3 separate regions of the Homo sapiens genome follow, and regions 1 and 3 are each linked to region 2. The links are chromatin loops, found by intact Hi-C in ENCODE. Cell type or tissue: dorsolateral prefrontal cortex. All regions are shown on one strand. Links, peaks and the distances in the headings refer to the core of each region. The heading gives the core; the rest is flanking DNA.

Region 1 (6,368 bases), core at 628-5,627, 230 kb before region 2:
TTGGAAACCAGGTCATGAAGGTCCTCCATCTTGAGGGCAGTGGAAAGCCTTGGGAGGAATTCAGCAGAGGTTAGATTAGAATTTAGCAGATCATTTTGCTGTGGTGTGAAATAAATTTCCAGAGGGAGGCAGCCCCAGAGGGCAGGGATCCATTTCAGTAATTCAGGTAAGACATGGAAAAGACCTGACCCAGGACCATAGAGTAGCTGTGGAGAGAAGAAACCAGAAAATTTTCAGCAGGAAAAAAAAAAAGTGTATCCTGCAGCATCTACATCAGAATCAGCTGAGGTGCTTATTAAAAATGGAGGTGAGCAGGCTCAACCCCTGTCCTGCAGGATCAGAATCTCTGGAGATGGGGGCAGGAAAGCTGCATTTTAACAAGCTCCCCAGAGATTTTGTTAGGCATGCTACTAATTTGAGATACACAGGCACAGTGGAAAAGTTTGGAATCAGACAGAATAACCAACTCCTATCAATTATCATAACTTATCTAAGCCTAATATGTGAAAATAGAAATCATATTAAAAGATACAATATATGTAAAGTACTAAGAAATATTAGTCTATCTTTTGCCCACCCCTACCCACAAGCACATACCTCTTAAACTCTCACCCTTATAAGGCTAGAATGAGCAACTTCCTAACACTACTCTTTTCTTTAGATTCCAAATCTCCTTTTGCACAGAGGAAGAAGGGAGAGTTGCCAAAACTGCCCTGTGTGCATTTGCATACGGTGTTTTTGACCTTGTGCTTGTTTAGTTGGGGAGAGAAGTTACCACTGGCTGACTCTAATGGGCAGGAAGATGGAGCTTGGCAGCAGGACTGATTCTAAACCCCGCCCCCTGCCCCTGCCATTGGCTGCAAATCCAGATGGTTTCTGAGTTCTCTGCTATCTTGTGTAGCTACCTACAGGAATTTCTAGAAGAACACACTTGATCAGTGCTTACTGCTTTGGAGAACCATTGCATCTCATTTAGGATACCAGTTATTCTGAACATCTGTAGATTTGTTATTTTCTACATATTATTTTTATAACCATTGCTCATTTGCTCCTAACAGTAACCCTGTGAGGTAAATATTATAAATATGCCCGTTTTGCAGATGAGAAAACTGAAGTTAAGAAAGGATAGATAAATTACCCAAGCTCCTACAGCTAGTAAGTGGCAGAGCTGGGCCCTGCATTACATATTGTTATTGTGCAAGCAAATCAAAATAATTGATTCTTTAGAAGATTTTTACATATGAACTAATTCCAGATGTTAGTAGCATAGCTAATTCTATCCATTCAAGTACTGATGGTAAGACTAAAGTAATATAAATAGGAGTTGTATAATATGTGGTTATGTAATATAAATAACAAGTATAGTTTTATCAGATAACACTGAGCTTTTGTTAAATCTTCTTTTCATCATTAATTCAAGGTAAGTATTATTCAGAAAATTTAGCTCAACCCATTTCTACTTTGGGAATTATTAAAGAATAAATTCTGATTCACTATAGGACTTCCTTTCATCTGACTCTGTAGTAATAGGCCTACAGTCATACCGTTGAGCTTGCAGGTTTCACTTTGCAAAAGTTTTTAACTATCTCAAAGCTAAAACATCAACACTGAAAGATAAAGATGCAGAAGTGAATGTCCAGTCATCTGACTTGCTCACTATGGTAATTATTGCCAGACTCTTAGCAAGTAAAAAGAGTATATCTTGCCTCTTAACTATACATTGTGTTTATATGTGGGTAAAAAGGTTTTTTTAAAAAATAATAGCACGTGTAATATCTGAAAAGAGTTTCAGCAACAGCTTCCAATATGTTCTTAATATTTATAAAAATACCTAATTACCTTGCATTTTGATTAAAAAAAAAAGGGGGGGGGGGCTCTAAAATTAGACTATCCTATTCTTAACTTTTCTGACTACATGACCTGGAGCAAATAGCTTCTCTTTCTGAGATGTGATTTTTCAACTATAATAATAAACTCTGGAGAATAGATAGCAAGTTCCTTGAAGGCCAGGACTATGAATTATTTAGGGCCTAAAATAGTTCATGGCACTCAACCAATAAGTATTGAATTAAATAATGTGAGAAGAAAGAACATGGTGTATTAGGAGAAAAATCATGTAAATTAGAAGGCACAGATCACTTTTTTTTTTTCTATAGGTTGTGAATGCAGAACCAAATAATTTATTGTTGCCTTTAGAGGAAGGTTCTCTTGATCTGAGTGTTACTTCCTTTTATTTCAATAAATAGGTTTTGAGTTTCCTGTATGCACTGGATACCGCTCTGGCCACTGGGTGGAGACGTAGATGAATAAGACCCCACCTCTGCCATCCCAAGACTTTCTTTTGGTACACACCACACACATACATATACACACAGCTATAGCATAAGGCAAAAAAGTTTAGCAAAACATGAATAGAGTCTTAACAGGTATTCAAATGGGCGGGAGAGCCTACTCCATGTGAGAGCAATTAAGAAAGGGTCCGAAGAAAAGGTAGCATTTTAGCTAACTCTGTGAGGAGTAAGTGCACTTTAACACTTAGAAAACAGCAGGAGCAAAAGTAAACGAATAGAGGGTATCTGGTGACCAGCGAGTATTCCATTCAATGGGCACACACAATGGGGCAGTGGTAAGGTTGTAAACATAGCTTGAGGCCCAGTAACAGAGGGCATTAAGTATTCCTTTAAAATTTTTGAAGAGGCTCTTCTTTGGGTACTGGGGAGCCCTTCAAGGTTATTGGATGGAGGAGTGACAGGCTGTGTTTGTAAATAAAGAGGTTGACTCTTGCTGGGAGGATGGATGGTGGGGACTTGGGAGGGACTGGAGTAGGGAGACACCTAGGGAAGGACGGTGGGATGACTCAGGGGAGAAATCATAGAGCCTACATCCTAGGAATTGAAGGGAGCCCACAGATGGCAATGGCATGTAGGGGAGACTGTTAAAAATGTCATTCATGAACATGTGGGGGACCCTGAATAGAATTGGTAGAGAAGGGGTAAAAGGCGAATGGTGCAAAGTAACTGCCCACTAGGAGGACAGTGGAAGGGAAATAAACTTGGCAGAGTCCAGACCGGAAATTAAAATTGTATGTATGCTTTTAAATCTATCCTCTAGCAGGCATCTCACCAACACCTCACTCCAACACATTTGCCTTACCTGGTAAATCAAGTCTGCAGCATTAAGTAATTGCTACGTGTTATCAGAAATCAATGGCAGTTTATACATGATACTGGAATAACCACCAAATTAAACTGAAAACCAACCCAGGTCAGAATAAAAAAAATTGTCACTAAAGTAAACTTTTTAAAATTGAAACTAATTTTAGATTGATTGCCAGGTTAAAACCAGAAAGCTGGCTGTGATAAATCCACTTCTCCCCCAGGACTAAAATTCTTTGTGGATACTGGAAAATAAGTCCTTGTATTTGCAAAGCACTTTTGTACCTTACCCATTTGATAAATAAAGAGGCAGGGTCAGAGGAAATAAGTGACCTGTGTGCAGTCACACAGCCAGACACTGTTCTTTGGAGGTCCATGAATATTTATTTAGTATACAGTTCCATTTAATTTGTGAAGGTTTACAAGACGTCTTTCATGTTCAGCACTGTTCTAGGGCCTGGGGGAAAACAAGGACGCCTGAGCCTTTGCCCATGCTCTTGGCAAACATTAAATGGTCTGGCAAACATTTGGATTTCCTTTGAAGTTGGCAGTCTCGATACATGATCTATTCTTCTTAGGCAGTCAACAAACTTAGTACTGCCATCCCAGCTATGCCACTGGCTGTGTCATCTGAGACAGACCAGTTACTCCTATGTAAAGTGGGACATGTAAGAGGGTTAAACTTACCTCATTAAGATGCGAGCTACACAAGAGTCATAGCATGAAGGCTATTGAGTCAAATCAAAAGTATACCTCTCAAGAAAAACATCCATGTGTAGCCCACTCTATCTATCTATCTATCTATCTATCTATCTATCTATCTATCTACCTACCTACTTACCTGTCTGTCTTTCTTTCTATCTATCTATCTATCTATCTATCTACCTACCTACCTATCTACCTACCTGTCTGTCTGTCTTTCTATCTATCTACCTGCCTACCTACTTACCTACCTAGCTAGTTAGCTATCTTTCTATCTATGACAACGCAGTAAGCACCATGAACCTGCCACCTAATGTGAAAGCATGAGCAATGAAAGGTATATCATGACTAAGGATTATGATTTTTCCCTTTCTGTGCACTTGAAATCCCTGTAAGAGAAAAAGAGAAAAATAATTTCCATGACTCCAGGGCTATTGGTATACATAGGCAACAATGGGGAAGCTATGAGAAACATCTTTTATTTGTTAGTAGTGATAACCGTAATGCAGTTTCCATTCATTCACAGAGTTCTGAGAAATCTGAGTGACACAACTACAAAGTGAGAACTTTTCCAATTACTGTCTCAAATTTATTACAAGCACTTGTCAATATAAGTGAAAGCCTATCTCACTTGAAAAGAAGTAAAAAGTTTGCAGATATGCCATTCGCCTTTTATGTTTTGACAACTTCATGAACATTTGTAAAGATTTTACTAACACGTCCTGTTTGAACACTCTTGATGTGGTGGTTTTTCCTGGAAGGCCCTAAGAAGCCACCATTTTGCTCTGTAATTGACTTGTGCTCACCTGCCCAAAGAATTAATACCATAATGAATTTGGGGCATGAGGTAAATGTGAATGACAAACCTGGTCACTCCTTATTCATAGAGAAGGATTCTGTGAACACCTCCCAAGTCTAATGGCTCTAGGTGAAGTGGAGTCTAAGCCCAAATGACAGTCAGAAAAAGACAGATATGAATCTACGATTGCCAATGGATGGAATGATTGCTTTGTTGCAGGTAAAAGCTCCCCATCACCCAGCTCATCCCATGAGCTGCCTGAACTTCTGTGTTTATGCCCTTCGCAGTAATAGGCAAAGCTCACATTTGGCAAATAAAGAATTTGACTTTGATTAGTATTTTTTAAATGTGATAACAATACAATTGATGTTTTTTGAAGATTACATATAAGCCAGGTGTTTTTGCTAAATAGAACAATTTTTCTCATTAAATCTTCACAAGAATCCCATGAGGTGAAGAATATAGGGTCCCCTTTTAAAGAAAATAATATTTCTGGGCACCCATGCCCCCAAGTGTTGACTAAATCTTTTTATAATGATGTTACCTAAATACATAAAAAACACAAAATTAGGGGCAAATACCTTATAGCTCTTATATCATCTATCATGTTCAAATAAATTTACAAATTAAACACCATATATGTAATAGTGGTATATTGTAACAATAAAATTCAAAATTACAGCATTAATGTGATTAGTGATACTTTAGTAAAACTAAATCTTCTTCCACAATGTAATCGTGGTTGTGGCTGCTGTGTGGAAATTTTGGAGTTGCACCTGCTGAGTGCTAGGGAAGACTCAGTTCTCTCACCACTGTTTCTCTACAGTACACCCCGCTGCAGAACCACTGCAAAGGCCCCATCTGGGTCTTACTCCATACCATTTACCCAGCCCCTAGTACTGAGACTGACACCTTGGAGTCATTAAATGAATAATTATGGACCTCAGTTATACTACAGACACCCTCTGTGGCTGCTCTCTCTGCACTGTGTTTTAAGTTCCTGACCCCCACACTTGATGGGTTTTCTTGCCTAGTTGCACAGTGCTCAGCTGTACTCTCTTGGCACTGTCAGCAGATAGCTGTATGGAGCAGCCCCTCAGTCCAGCCCCCTCCCACACTGAATTTGCTATTTTAAATCTACGAGCTGAGAAACCCCAGGAACAAACTTCTTTTTTTTATTTATTTATCGTTAATTCTCATTTTTACCATTTTTAATTTCATCTCACATCATAGTAAGTACAAATATATACATATATATATGCTAAGACTCTGATGGGTAGATTTTGTGACTTTTCTGTCAACTGTGCAGCTCTGCTTCTTTGGGATATATAATTCAGACACTTAAAGTTGCTGGTTAGAAGATGGCCGAATAGGAACAGCTCCAGTCTACAGCTCCCAGCATGAGCAACACAGAAGACAAATCACTTCTGCATTTCCAACTGAGGTACTGGGTTCATCTCACTGGGGATTGTCGGATAGCGGGTGCAGTGCACCGAGCATGAGCCGAAGCAGGGTGAGGCATCGCTGAAGCAGGGTGAGGCATTGCCTCACCCGGGAAGCACAAGAGGTCAGGGAATTCCCTTTCCCAGCCAAGAAAAGGGGTGACAGATGGCACCTGGAAAATCAGGTCACTCCCACCCTAATACTGCGCTTTTCCAATGGTCTTAGCAAACGTCACACCAGGAGATTATATCCCGCGCCTGGCTTGGAGG
Region 2 (6,368 bases), core at 684-5,683:
GGGGCTGAGAGGAGTGGGGAAGGGGAAAAACCTGCTAAATAGGTCAGGAATTTTACTTTGGAGTGATGGAAATATTTTGGAACTAGATAGAGGTGGTAGTTGCACAACATTGTAAGTGTACTAAATGCTACTGAGTTGTTCACGTTTAAATGGTTAATTTTATGTGACGTGAATTTCTCAACAAATTTTTTTAAAGAAATGACCTAAATTACACAAAGAGCTAACAATAAAAGAAAGACCTTCTTGATGATAAGAGCTGAAAACAGGGTAAGGCTGGCAGGAGTAAAATCAATGAAGGGCCCCCAAATTCTCCCCACAGTAGTATAGATCAGTTCTTAAGAGATAGCTTTGTGGAGTCAAGGGCTCTTCCCCAGAGCCTAAGGTAGTAGCAGGAAAAGGCCTGAGGTAGGAGTCAGGAGCTGTGACTATGTCACTAAATAATCAGCGCCTCTCCCCTGAGCCTCAAGCTCCCTCAGTTGCAAACCCAGAAAACTACCTCCCGAGGCTGTTGTGAGGCTCAAAGCAAACAGTGAATATGAAGGTTTTCATTACCCATTATAAAAATGCAAAGTTTTCCATGTGCTTCAGGGTTGAAATTCCAGCTTGTTGTATGTCCCTGAACAAGCTACTTAACCCCTCTAAGTCTTGTTTTTGTCTCTACCTACCTTACATGATTGTTGGAGAATTAGAAATAATATACGCAAAGTGCCTGGTACCCACTAAACCCTCAGTAAGTTGAAGCTATTGTTAAATGGGTGGGAACAATTTCAGCAAGGAAGGGAAGGAATAAGAGAAAATGAGCAAAATGGGTGTTGGGATGAAGGTGGGAGTCAGTGGAAATGTCATGGCCAGTGCAGGATTATGGCAGCCTAAGGGGAATATATAATCTAGAAATGGCATATGTGCTGCCCCCTTTCTCTCCTGCATTCATATCAGATACTACCAATCAATCATGTATTCTTTACTGCTGCACCAAGATATGGCCTCACAACACTCATCACTTTGTTCTAAGCAGCCACGGTCAATTGAAGGGTATTGGCATGAAGATGAAACCCATTTGTCACTTCTGTACTAACAGTTTCTTGGAGGATGAGGGATGATGTGTCCCTAAGAGTACACATAATTTCACAATTTGTGCCATGTACCCAGTTAAAATAAATTGGTGGAAGGAACAGGGGTGACTTATCTATGCAGTGTGCAGCACAATCGATTATGAGTTCTACCACGTACTTGCTCTGTGACCTGGGACAAGTCACTTCAGCCTTCTGAACCTGTTTTCCCATCTATGAAACAGGAGCAATGGTACCCAGCTCACGGAGTTGCCAAAGAGCTCAAATGAGCTCATGTGTGTGAGATAAGAGATGAGGCAACACCTACATGTGAAGAATTTTTGAGGAAGAATGCCCCACCTTGTTGTTGGAGACAGGAAGGATACAGACCATGCTGAGAGTTTAGTGAGATTTTTCAGCTCTGCTATACCCCAGTGCGGAAAATGAATTCCAAAGTCAAGACCCCAAAATCCTATTTCCCTAGTCTTTCCCAGTGAGGTCCAAGGCAGCCAAGTCATACAATGAGGAGGACTTCTCCAATCAGGTACCTTGAGGCTGGAGCTGTAGGCTCTGCCAGGCCAGGGGTCTTCTCTGACCAGGAAAGGGGCAGATGTCTAGGGTTTTCCAGATCAGTACCTAGGACAGGGAATCTAGGTGAAATACACAGCCTTGACCGCTGAAGGACTCAGCAAAGGGCAGGCAAACACCCTTTTGGTTTTTTTCCTTTTCTTTTCATTTTTTCGTTTTCGTTTTTGAGACAGGGTCTCTGTTGCCCAGGCTGGAGTGCAGTGGTGCAATCAGGGCTCACTGTAGCCTTGACCTCCTGGGCTCAAGAGATCTTCCCACCTCAGCCCCCTGTGTAACTGGGACTACAGGCATGTGTCCCATTGCCCGGCTAATTTTTTTTAATTTTTATAGAGACAGGAGCTCGCTATGTTGCCCAGGCTGGTCTCAAATTCCTGGGCTCCACTGATCCTCTCACCTTGGCCTCCCAAACTGCTGAGATGACAGGGTGAACCACCATGCCTGGCCACCTTTCTTTTCAAAGCTACTCCCTAGCCTAATGCCCTTCAGTGATTCCTCTTACTCATGGATAAAGTAAAAAAGACCTTGAAGGCCAGCCTCACCTTTTCCAACCTCACCTTCTGAATTTCCCTACCCTTAACCCATTGCTCCAGCCATTCTCTCCATTCCCAAATGAACCAGGCTCTCTCACACACACTTCCCGGCTTTTGCAAGTGCTGTTGCCTTTTCCACACAACGTACTCCACACCACCATTCACCAAATCCATTTAACCAAACTGTCTTTCACACATCCTTTCAAACTAATGCCTTCCGACGGATCCCTGCTTAGGGTAATATAAGCCTCTCTTATGCATTCCCTTGGCAGCCTATACTACCCTTCATCATAATATTTATTACAATAGACTGTTGACAATCTGAGAGCAGGACTGTGTTTTATGTTTATATCTTCATGGCTTAGCACAGTGCCTGGCACCATAAATAGTGTTCAATAGTCATTCAAAGAAAAAATGAGTAATCGATGAGAGACACCAGGTTATGATGTAACATTGCAAAGTATATAATGTTTTGACAGCTCTTTCTTCTTCTTTTCTACCATTCTTTTAATCATTCTTTTCTTTGATTTATTTTAATGGGCAAACTCGGAATCGGGTGTCATTGCCAGCCTCCCTGTATAATTAGGAAAAAAAAAATTTCCCCAGATTTTCAGGGAATACGGGCTGATAGTCACTTTCCAGCCATGCAAAATGTGAAATTAACATAAAGCTACACAAAGCTTTTGTGACAATGGGCCCTCTGACTCAGCTTCAGAGATGAGAGCAAAGAAGCAAAGAATTGTCCTTGGTTCTTTTCACATCCTCCCCCTAGTGGCAAGAGCTCCAAGTAAGCTAAGGAAGAAAATGAAACCCATTTGGTCCAGAGCTCTCTCTTTCTCAATGCCTCATTCACAGGCTTTAAAACACATCGAGATTCCTTCACATCACCTATTCCAAGAGAAAATGACTGACACATGTGAGTGGTCCAGGCTGCATTCTCTCTCCGTGAAGTCACCAGAGCTATAGTCGTAGTCCTGGGTGATCTCTGGTCATCTGATACAATTGTGCCCAAGCTGGGACCCCAGACCTCTAAACATCAGAGGAAAGAGTACTGGAGCAATGGGGTCCTCAAGAGGATTTGGACATATTAAAATGCCTCAAAAAATTGTATCATTGCTGGAGATGAAATTGGAAACCACTGAAGAAATTGGCAAGTATCTTCGCCTTCCCCTGTAAATTTATCAGCTTACTGTTAAATCAGCACTGCTTATCTCCCACTCACCAACAGTAACTTATCTTGAATTAATGGAAAATAGGAAAATAAGTAGTGGCTTCATACATGTTGTTGGTAAAGAGTGTAAGCTGTGTTTTAAATGGGAGCTTATAAAGGTAAAAAAAAAAAAGTGGTTATTTGCAATGAAAAAAACCAGGACCCACTTCCCTGCTACCCTGTTGGCCTTTGAGATTTAGATAAACTAGGCTGCTTTCAGCAGGGGAGCATTTCTCATGTCCAGGCCATCTCATCAGACATTGGAAGAGGAAAGGATTCATTTGCCTACACTAGCAAATGGCAAATAGTTATTTTCTAGAAAGAAATTCAAACTGATTTTTATCTATTTTAGCTCAAAAAATTTCAAAATCTCCTGCAAGTCCACTGTATGAAATTCAATTTCCTTAGTCTTTTTTATTCTACCTTTTTCATTTTGTTCACCCCAATTCCACCCAGTCTTCATATAATTCCTATGCCCCAGTCTACGAAGTTTCCTCACCAAACTATGACCATATTTTGAACATTCACTCATTCATTCAACACACACTTACCAAAAGCTTGTTATGGCCCAGGCATGATAAGCACTGGAGACACCATGACACATATGGTCTCTACCATAATGGAGAAAACAAATATTAAGTGCAGAGACATGGGAAGGCTGGGTTGCTGTATGAGTCCATAACAAAAGTACCAAATCTGCATGTTGTTTGAGTGGGAATGACTTCTTAAAGAGTTACTCTAAAAAGTCACCATTTAAACTGGAATCTGAAAGATATAAAGGAATTGGCCAGATAAAGAGGAGAAAGAGCTCCAAGTTGAGTAGTGATGCTTTACCATATGCAAAGTCCCTGAGTAGGAAGGAGCAAAGCGATGAGTAAATTGTACTTGCTCACTCCAATCCTCTCTCCTGGACCCCTTGCCTTACAACCTCTACTAACTAAAACCCCTAAGGTTCAAATCCTATCTCTTCTTGATAACCATTATCAAAAAGCATTTAACCTTCAACTGAATTATAGGATTTATTATTTTCTTAACATTTACATGACACTAACCTATTAAAGCTCTGTGTTGAAGGCTATTAAAATGCTTGTTCTATTCTCTCAGTTATTAATATATTACAAATTACTGGAGAGCAGAAATCTTTGCAATCCTTGCGTATCCTAGCAGAAATCCCTGCACGTAGTAAGAACTTGAATAGTTGTTGGATTGAACTGGTTTTCTTTACATTCCTCACATCTAACCTTAAACCTAGCTGGCACTCAGATATTTCTGTAAGTAAAACTGGAAAAATGAAAAATGTTTAAAAGTCCAGAGAAGAATAATATTGTGAAGGGTCCGAGATCTTACCCTATTAGCAGGCTATCAAGTTATCCTGTCATGGTTGCATGGATGCTGGTAGAAGATATGAGACTCCTTGCTAGAAACAAAGAACCCAATTACTGATGGTGCAGCGAGCAGCACGAGTATCGGCATATTTGTGTCAGCTCCCCTTGGCCCCAAGTTCATGGGGATGATGCAGCTGGGGCTACGTAGATGCCTGAGCACGTACAGTACATTGCATTACAGAGAGGAACCCTGACCTATGAGAACACAAATCTTTTATAATAGGCAGTAAGCATGAGGCCTTTTGCTCCAGAGAGAGATGCTATATTTCCTAAGGTTGTTCGTTATACAAAACTGCCACAACAAAAGGCAGAGAAGACCTCCATTTGTAAAACATACAGAAACATGAGACACCCATGGAAATTATTTCCTAACTCTGAGTAAGCAGGTATTATTATTGTTTATTGGGTGCTTGTATATGCCAGGTCCAGTGCTAAGTATTTTAGATGCATCATCTTTTCTATTCCTCTCAACAAACATGAGAAAACATTAACAAATTTATGGAAAAATATTTTTATAAATTAAGATGTTTAACAAAGAAACAATAGCAACCAAGGAGAATCTGAAAATACACAGGAGCATTAGGAGGTCTCAGAGAGGAGCTGTATCTATTAGCTGAATACTATCTGGACTCACTTCATCTGCTATTCCTGCTTTTCCTTCCTATGCTTCTCTGGCCTGCATGGTAGATTATGGATGACCCAAGCTCCTGCACTCACTTGATATAGTTCCAGCCAGCCTCAGAGAATGATTAAGAATCCCTGGATCTAATTGCCACTTCCATCAAAGAGAACATAATCAACACTGTATATGTGTGTTACAGAGAGAGCTTTATGTTAATATAAATAATAGTAACATGAATTAATATATAAAGAGATCCACTTTTTTCATAATAATTCCTTAAGTTAAGTAAAATATTGTGATAACACTTACTGGTCTGTATCTTCCACTAGCCTGTTAGCTCCTCCCAAGCAGGGATCCTATCATTTAACAGAATTATAATCATGTATATAATTATAATTATAATCCTGTATATAAGAATTATACAGAATTATAATTATGTATATACATGTATTAAGGATTTTCCTGTCACTAAGATTATTTTTAAAAATACTAAATTCTTGCATAATATTCCAAATTGGGACACTTCTGCAAGTTATTTAATCACTTTTGAATACTTAGACTATTTTCAATTTTTCACTACTATAAATAACATTGCAATAGTCATCCTTTTCAAAAATCTTAGCTACAGATGTGATTATTTACTATGGATAGCTTCTTAGAAGTGAAACTCTAGGCCAGGTGCGGTGGCTCACAGTTGCCTGTAATCCCAGCACTCTGAGAGACCGAGATGGGTGGATCACCTGAGGTCAGGAGTTCAAGACCAGCCTGACCAGCATGGCGAAACCCCACCTCTACTAAAAATACAAAAATTAGCTGGGTGTGGCAGCGCATGCCTGTAATCCCAGCTACTTGGGAGGCTGAGGCAGGAGAATTGCTTGAACCCGGGAGGCTGAGGTTGCAGTGAGCCAAGATCACACCGTTGCACTCCAGCCTGGGTGATAGAGCAAGACTCTGTCTCAAAAAAAAAAAAAAAAAAGAAGAAGT
Region 3 (6,368 bases), core at 628-5,627, 530 kb before region 2:
TCACTGCTCACCTGATCACAAGACCACCTCAAATGAAAACAGATATGGCTTGTGAAGAGGCTCCAGGGGAGTCACTCTTGCTCAGCCTTGGCTTCAGAGCCCCACTAGCCAGGCTGTACCTCCTGGCCCAGCCACCAGAGTGTGGGTATTCAGCAGGGCCTGACTATGGGCAGAGTTCTTTATTCCTGATGATTGCCTAGTGCATATAAACATCACCCATCACATACAGACTTCCAGCCTTTGGAAAGAGGAAACTGTACAAAAAGCCTATCTAATCATATCCTTTTCCTGCTCTCTTTAAAGCCTTTCAATGGTGTCCTGCTGTTCTTAAAGCCTAAAATTGTTAACACAGCCCACAGAATTTTGCAGAGTCTGGCCCCTGCCTGCCTGGACAGCCTGCCCCATCCACAATACTTCCCCTACTCTCACTGATGCTTCAGCCACTCTGGATTTTTCTTTACCTATGGTCAGGGATGCTATTCAAAATTTTCACACCTTGGCATAACCCTGGCACCCATCCACACAATGAATGGCCGTAGTGCCACAGATGCCAGACAGCAGGGCAGTGGGGACTTCTAGGGAGCCAGAGTTGTGGGTCACTCAGGAGGGCTCAGGACAGCAGTTATTTACTAACAAACCACACACAAGTGTGTTTCACTGTTGTACAAAAAGGAAGAGCCATATCACTGAGTGGGGACGGAGCAGCAGCCCTGTCCCCTCTGTGCTGAGCTCCCTCCTACCTCCATCTTGTTCACTGAATTTCCTCGAAAAGGAACTTGGAGTAGACAAGGAAAAACCCTCCATTATCTAAAAGGGACCAGAGAACTCATGAATTGCCCCAAGCGTCACTTAAACAGCATCCCCATTGTCTGACATAGAATCCGGCTGTATAATATATGTTAAAGAAAAGCAGTAATTAGGCCGGGCACAGTGGCTCACACCTGTAATCTCAGCACTCTGGGAGGCTGAGTTGGGCAGTTCACCTGAGGTGGGGAGTTTGAGATCAGCCTGACCAACATGGAGAAACCCCATCTCTACTAAAAATACAAAATTAGCCGGACGTGGTGGTGCATGCCTATAATCCCAGCTACTCAGGATGCTGAGGCAGGAGAATCGCTTGAACCTGGGAGGCGGAGGTTGCGGTGAGCCAAGATCATGCCATTGCATTCCAGCCTGGGCAACAAGAGTGAAATTCCATCTCAAAAAAAAAAAAAAAAAAAAAAAAAAATATATATATATATATATATGTGTGTGTGTGTGTGTGTGTATATATATATGTGTATATATATGTCTATATATATGTGTATATATATGTGTGTATATATATGTGTATATATAAAAAACAAAAACAACAACAACAAAAAGAAAAACAATAAAATCTGTGGGCACTCAGCAAACTGTGTAGGGAAACAAAATTAACATTGCTCCTTTCCAGTTATATTCCTTAAGTCTTGCTTATTCAATGTGTCATAAACATACTATATGTCACAACTTAGCAAGGTGCAGTGAAAATAGTACATTGGGAACCATGTACTTAACATCAGACTTGTAACACCTGACTCACAATATCACTACTCAAAGGATTTAACTGTAAGCAGCTTTCAAAAGTCTGAAACTTAACTCAGTGCACCAGTAAAACACCAGCTTTTCTCGCAGTGGTACTTCCAAAACTGTGTATAATAGCGGATGTGTGAAATGCTTCATAAAAAAGGTTCATAATTCAATGAAAGATCTGAGAAGTCCTGCAGCAAATTTTTTAAATGCTGATAAAGTGTTTTTTAACATTATTTAACAAAATAACTTTTTTAGTCTTTGGATATAAATTACTATCAAGTGAAACATATTTTTTGAAAATTCTGTCATAATCTCCAGAAAACCTCTTGCAAGTATTTTATTTGACGGAAGTAAATTTTCACCTTAAAATCTTGTTTGCAGAGCTCAGAGACATTCACAAAGTACCAAAAGCTACTAGACACTAAGGATGCAACGTGAAAAAAATCATTGTGTCCTCAGTGAACATGTAGCCTCATGAAGGGAGACAGACAAATAAATAGATTATTTCCAATATAACATGGAAATGCTAACGGTAAGTTCCAGGGACCACATGGGCGTAAAGAAGAGACCATCCTTAGCTCAGCCTGGGGAAGTAAGAAGGATTCTGGAGGGGAAACTTCCCAACAAAGAGGGCCCCTAGAAAGCAAAACCAGTAGAGAATTGGAGATAAAATGCCTAACCTTTATTGAATATATGCTCAGCACAAAGCATTTTGCTGGATACTGCGCTGTGATTTCACTGAATTGTCCTAACAACCTTGTTGGATTGAAGGCTCAGAGAAATTAAATAATTTGTCCAAGATCACACAGATAATCAGTAATGATGGTGGTATTTGGAATACTGTTGCTTCTGATTTCAAAGCTATGCTCTTTCTGCGATGCAGGCCTTCACCAAAGAATTGAATTTGGCAGTTTACTTATGTCTGAGGCAGTCCATACTCAAAGTCTAGTTAATGAAAAAAGCATAAATGCCTAAAAAAAGAGCATTTAAAAGGAGACATATGAGTCACCACAGGAAGCCATTGTATACGAAGGCTGTAAGATTGAGGCACTTAGAAGCAACGTTCAGATCCTTTGAAGCTTCCCTTGAGGATGAAACTGTGTTTTATTCATCTCTGCTCCCTTGTTGATTAACTTAGAACGGAGCTACTGAGCAAATGTTTAATGAACGAATGAATGAATGAATGAATGAATGAATGACTCATCTTTGCCCACTTCTCTGAAGGCAGTTGGAAATCCTAGGACCCCTCTCAGTTTTATTCATCTCGCGCTCTGGCCAATTAATCCCTTCTGTCCTGAAGATTCAGAATACATTAAAGCTTTTAGATTTCTGGCCAATGGAATATATTTCCAATTCAGACAGATCATTTCCTAATTGACTAAGAGGAATTCCTATAGATCAGAAAAATGTTAATTAACTATTCTATTACATATTAAATGCTAAATACTTGATGATCATTTAAAATATGTTTATGACATATTCTCTTCTTCCAAAAAATTTGGGTAGCAAGGACTTCCTATACAAGTTTCAAAGTGTCTTCTCTATGTAAACATCTAAACTGTGGTATAACAGCTGATCACAGATAAAGGGGAAATCGTGCAAAGAGTTCTCAAGTTTTAAAGAAGGAGTGATCATCGACTTGATCATCCCTCCTGAAATCTCTTTTGAGTCAAAAAGTGGACTGATTTTTAGTCCAATTTGTTTGGGCCTCAGAATAACCTATTTTATTAGCTAATCTCTAATAACCCTTAGATTTGCATTACCATATATATGTATAAAGTATCTCACTGTGATTATCTCATTTGATCCTCATAGGGTACCTTCAGGATAGGTAGGAAAGTGATCATGCTGCTGTTTTATTCAAGAAGAAACTGAAGGGTTCAACAGTTTTCTAACTCAAAGCCTGTTTGACTCTAGGTATAGGCCTCCTTCTTTCATGACAAGCTCCCTTACCTCTAACGCTAACTACTCTAGGAATATACCTGATGGGAGCTTGATTGGTGAATTTACCTCCTGGAGTTCTTGACTCCAGACAACAGACGTCAGTTCCAGGTAACTTATATGAAAAAAAAGAATTTATTGGAGAAATAACAGATAGTCTACAAGCTCTTCAGGAAGCCTGAGGAACCAGGCTCAGAGGCCAAGGAGGAAATCCTCCTACTAAGGGTGCTGGGCTGTCACCACTGGCCACTTATAGCCAAACCACACTGCCATGAAAAATCTCTGTTTCTCCATGCACCTTACACGTTAGTGTGGGGATGCTAAATTCCCAACTGGAACATCTGCTTGACTTGCCCTGTTGTAGCTGCTGAGGGGTGGGAAAAGGGAATAGCTGCCCCCTCCAGCTTCTCTAATGGGGGTAAGGCTGTGCCTCCTTCCTGTCTTGAATTGTCCCCAAATAAGAAGCATATCTGAACACTGGGTAGATAAATGATAAATGACCATCGGGGATTATTTGGCTCACTGAGCTCTATTTGAGGAATGTTTTAGGTCTAGTATCTTAAGGATCATAAGTGCTTCTTAAACAATAGAAATTATTTCAGAGAGAAGCCTCTAGTGGGAGGAGCCTAGGCCTGAGAGAATAAAAGGAGAAGAATTGAAGACAAAGGATGAGAGACATATTGTGTGCTTCCTACCTAGTAAGAACTTCAAATGGTTTGATTACTATTATCTTGCAGGTCAAAGTTCTGAGATTCTGAGAGGTTAAATAATTTGGTTAAGACCAGACTGTAGTAAAAGGACTGGACTCTAGGTCTGCCCAGCTTCAAAGTCAGTATTTTTTTCATCTTTCACACCAACTCCATAGATTCTATCAACTTTGATCATGTTACTCCTCCACTTAATATCTTTCGACAAGTTCCTCCTGCCTTTCCATCCAAATTCCCTCTTTTAATGACAAGGAGAAGAGTTATCTCCTTTGAGTTTGCTCTAGAGAGGAATGCAATAGAATGGGAACTTGAGGGTAGAGTTTGTTTTTTGTAACAGTGTTTATATGTTGATGGAAATGATTCAGTAGAGAGAAGGAAATTGGTGATTTATTTAGCAATTCATATACATGTATATTAAGTGGAAGAAGTGGAAAACACTTTGGCTGTATGGCTGTGACTCTTATTTGTTAATTATTTGATTTATTGAATATCTCTTATTGATTTATTTTGTTTATTGCTGTATTCGAAGAGTTTTGAAAAGTATCTGGCACTTTATAAGTGTTCAATAATGAAAACATGACTGTCAAATATTATTCTAGTGTTTATAGGAAATAGAGAGGTATATCAGACATTGTTCTCACCTTCAGGGGCTGATAGCTTAGTGGAGACATAAGATATGAACATGGTCGTAATGCATGGCAGATTGATAAAAAGAAACAACTACTATGACTTATTCTTCTCACGCTGACATTATTTAAAATCCATTCATCTAAAAAAAATCCATAATAAGTTTCTTAATTCCAAGTATCATCTTATCTTCTTCATCATCACCATCACCACTTCTGACACCATTCACTCCACCACATGCAATGACCGCTCTCAACAGCTGACATAAGTGGAGAGTCGATGAGCGTCCTCTAACAGCAAATTGCTCATACATGAGCTGCTTCTCTCTTTCAAATTCCCAAGGGCAGCATTGGCCCTTTCTCTGCTCAGGTTCTGAACAACTGCAGAGCTTGAAGCAGCAGATATCATGAGTTATGAGATGTGAACTTTCCAGCTAGTATGGAGGTCAGTAAGCATAAGCGTTATGTCTGCATCATCATTGCATCCCAGAACCTAACCCAGTGCTAGGCACACACAGGTGTTCATAGGTGATGAATAAATTAGATGAAAGAACTTGAAGTCTTCGCTAATGGGAAAGGAAAGCTTTTGGAGATTTTGTTCTAAGTTTTTTCCCTGAAATTCTCAGAAGATTCTTTTTTAAGTTGTCTGTGACATCTATGAGCCAACCTATTGCCTGGTTTTCCAGTTTAAGTGTCGGTTGGTTGGAAGAGAGAAATCCTGGATGAATAACTTACCAGAGAATAACTAAATATGGATCAGTAGATAGGATCCCAGGGGTAGCATTTTTCACTGGAAAAAGCTGTTCCTATACTACATATTTGCTGTGCTTTTCAAATGTCGGGGCTCACTTGCTCATCAGTGAATCAGTAAAAAAGGAAATATTCCCTTCCTCAGTTGTCAGGCCCACAGTATTTTCTGCCCCAGGAACAACTATCTCCAGGGAATATTTTCATTTGAAACATCCATTTTCTTGCCCTGAAAGCCATAAAAGATGAGACAAATCACTCTGAAAGCAGGTACCAAGGTCTGGACTTTTCAGCCTGAACCATAGTTTACCTTGTTACATATGAAATGCTTAGGTATCGTCATTCTAATAATGTGGCTGATAGCATTGATAATAATTGGTTGTTTCTGAATAGTACTTTTGATTTATGGAGCAATTTAAAATTTTTATTCTTATGGCAACCTTGAGACAGGCAGGGGATGGTATTATTATAATAACAACTTTTTATGAAGAAACCAAGCCTCAGAGATGCTTAGTAGAGAATACAAAGTGATAATGTTAGATGGAAACCTGACTATTTAGCTGCTCTTTTCTTATACTTTTTTTCAGTTATTTTCATAAACTGGCCTATGAACCTATTGTTCCCGTAAGACAATAAATAATATGTAGTGACTGGGATTATTTCCTAAAAATCCACAAGATGGCAGTAAAAGATTTTGCATTGAACTGGAGACACTAGTGGAATGTGGCCTTTTGCCCAGTTTTCATACTAGTGATTGTATTTGATCACAGTATTAAAACTGGTTATCATAATG

Evidence for each region. A loop is a pair of places that touch in the nucleus more often than their neighbours do. Peaks named below come from ENCODE experiments on the same cell type or tissue, not always from the same donor. Only the 100,000 strongest peaks of a DNase experiment are listed, where the experiment ranks them.
Region 1: a loop joins it to region 2, with 2.8 times the contacts of the local background. A loop is called at or near these places in 5 of 110 quality-filtered maps.
Region 3: a loop joins it to region 2, with 10 times the contacts of the local background. A loop is called at or near these places in 87 of 110 quality-filtered maps.

Annotation. Positions count from the first base shown.
Region 1 is chr11:83,518,311-83,524,678 of GRCh38, reverse strand. The region is part of intron 21 of DLG2 (discs large MAGUK scaffold protein 2); the gene reads left to right. Among named protein-coding and RNA genes, the nearest start is that of DLG2-AS2, 120 kb to the left of the region's middle. In dorsolateral prefrontal cortex, for the core only: a CTCF peak has its summit at 2,879; no DNase peak of the experiment used is centred there; H3K27ac peaks cover 1,029 bases.
Region 2 is chr11:83,289,712-83,296,079 of GRCh38, reverse strand. All of the region lies in intron 1 of CCDC90B-AS1 (CCDC90B antisense RNA 1), which reads right to left. Among named protein-coding and RNA genes, the nearest start is that of CCDC90B, 6.5 kb to the right of the region's middle. In dorsolateral prefrontal cortex, for the core only: CTCF peaks have their summits at 2,736 and 2,941 (motif pointing left); a DNase peak (open chromatin) is centred at 2,889; H3K4me3 peaks cover 1,116 bases; H3K27ac peaks cover 1,318 bases.
Region 3 is chr11:83,820,032-83,826,399 of GRCh38, reverse strand. The region is part of intron 17 of DLG2 (discs large MAGUK scaffold protein 2); the gene reads left to right. Among named protein-coding and RNA genes, the nearest start is that of DLG2-AS2, 190 kb to the right of the region's middle. In dorsolateral prefrontal cortex, for the core only: no CTCF peak of the experiment used is centred there; no DNase peak of the experiment used is centred there; H3K27ac peaks cover 2,072 bases.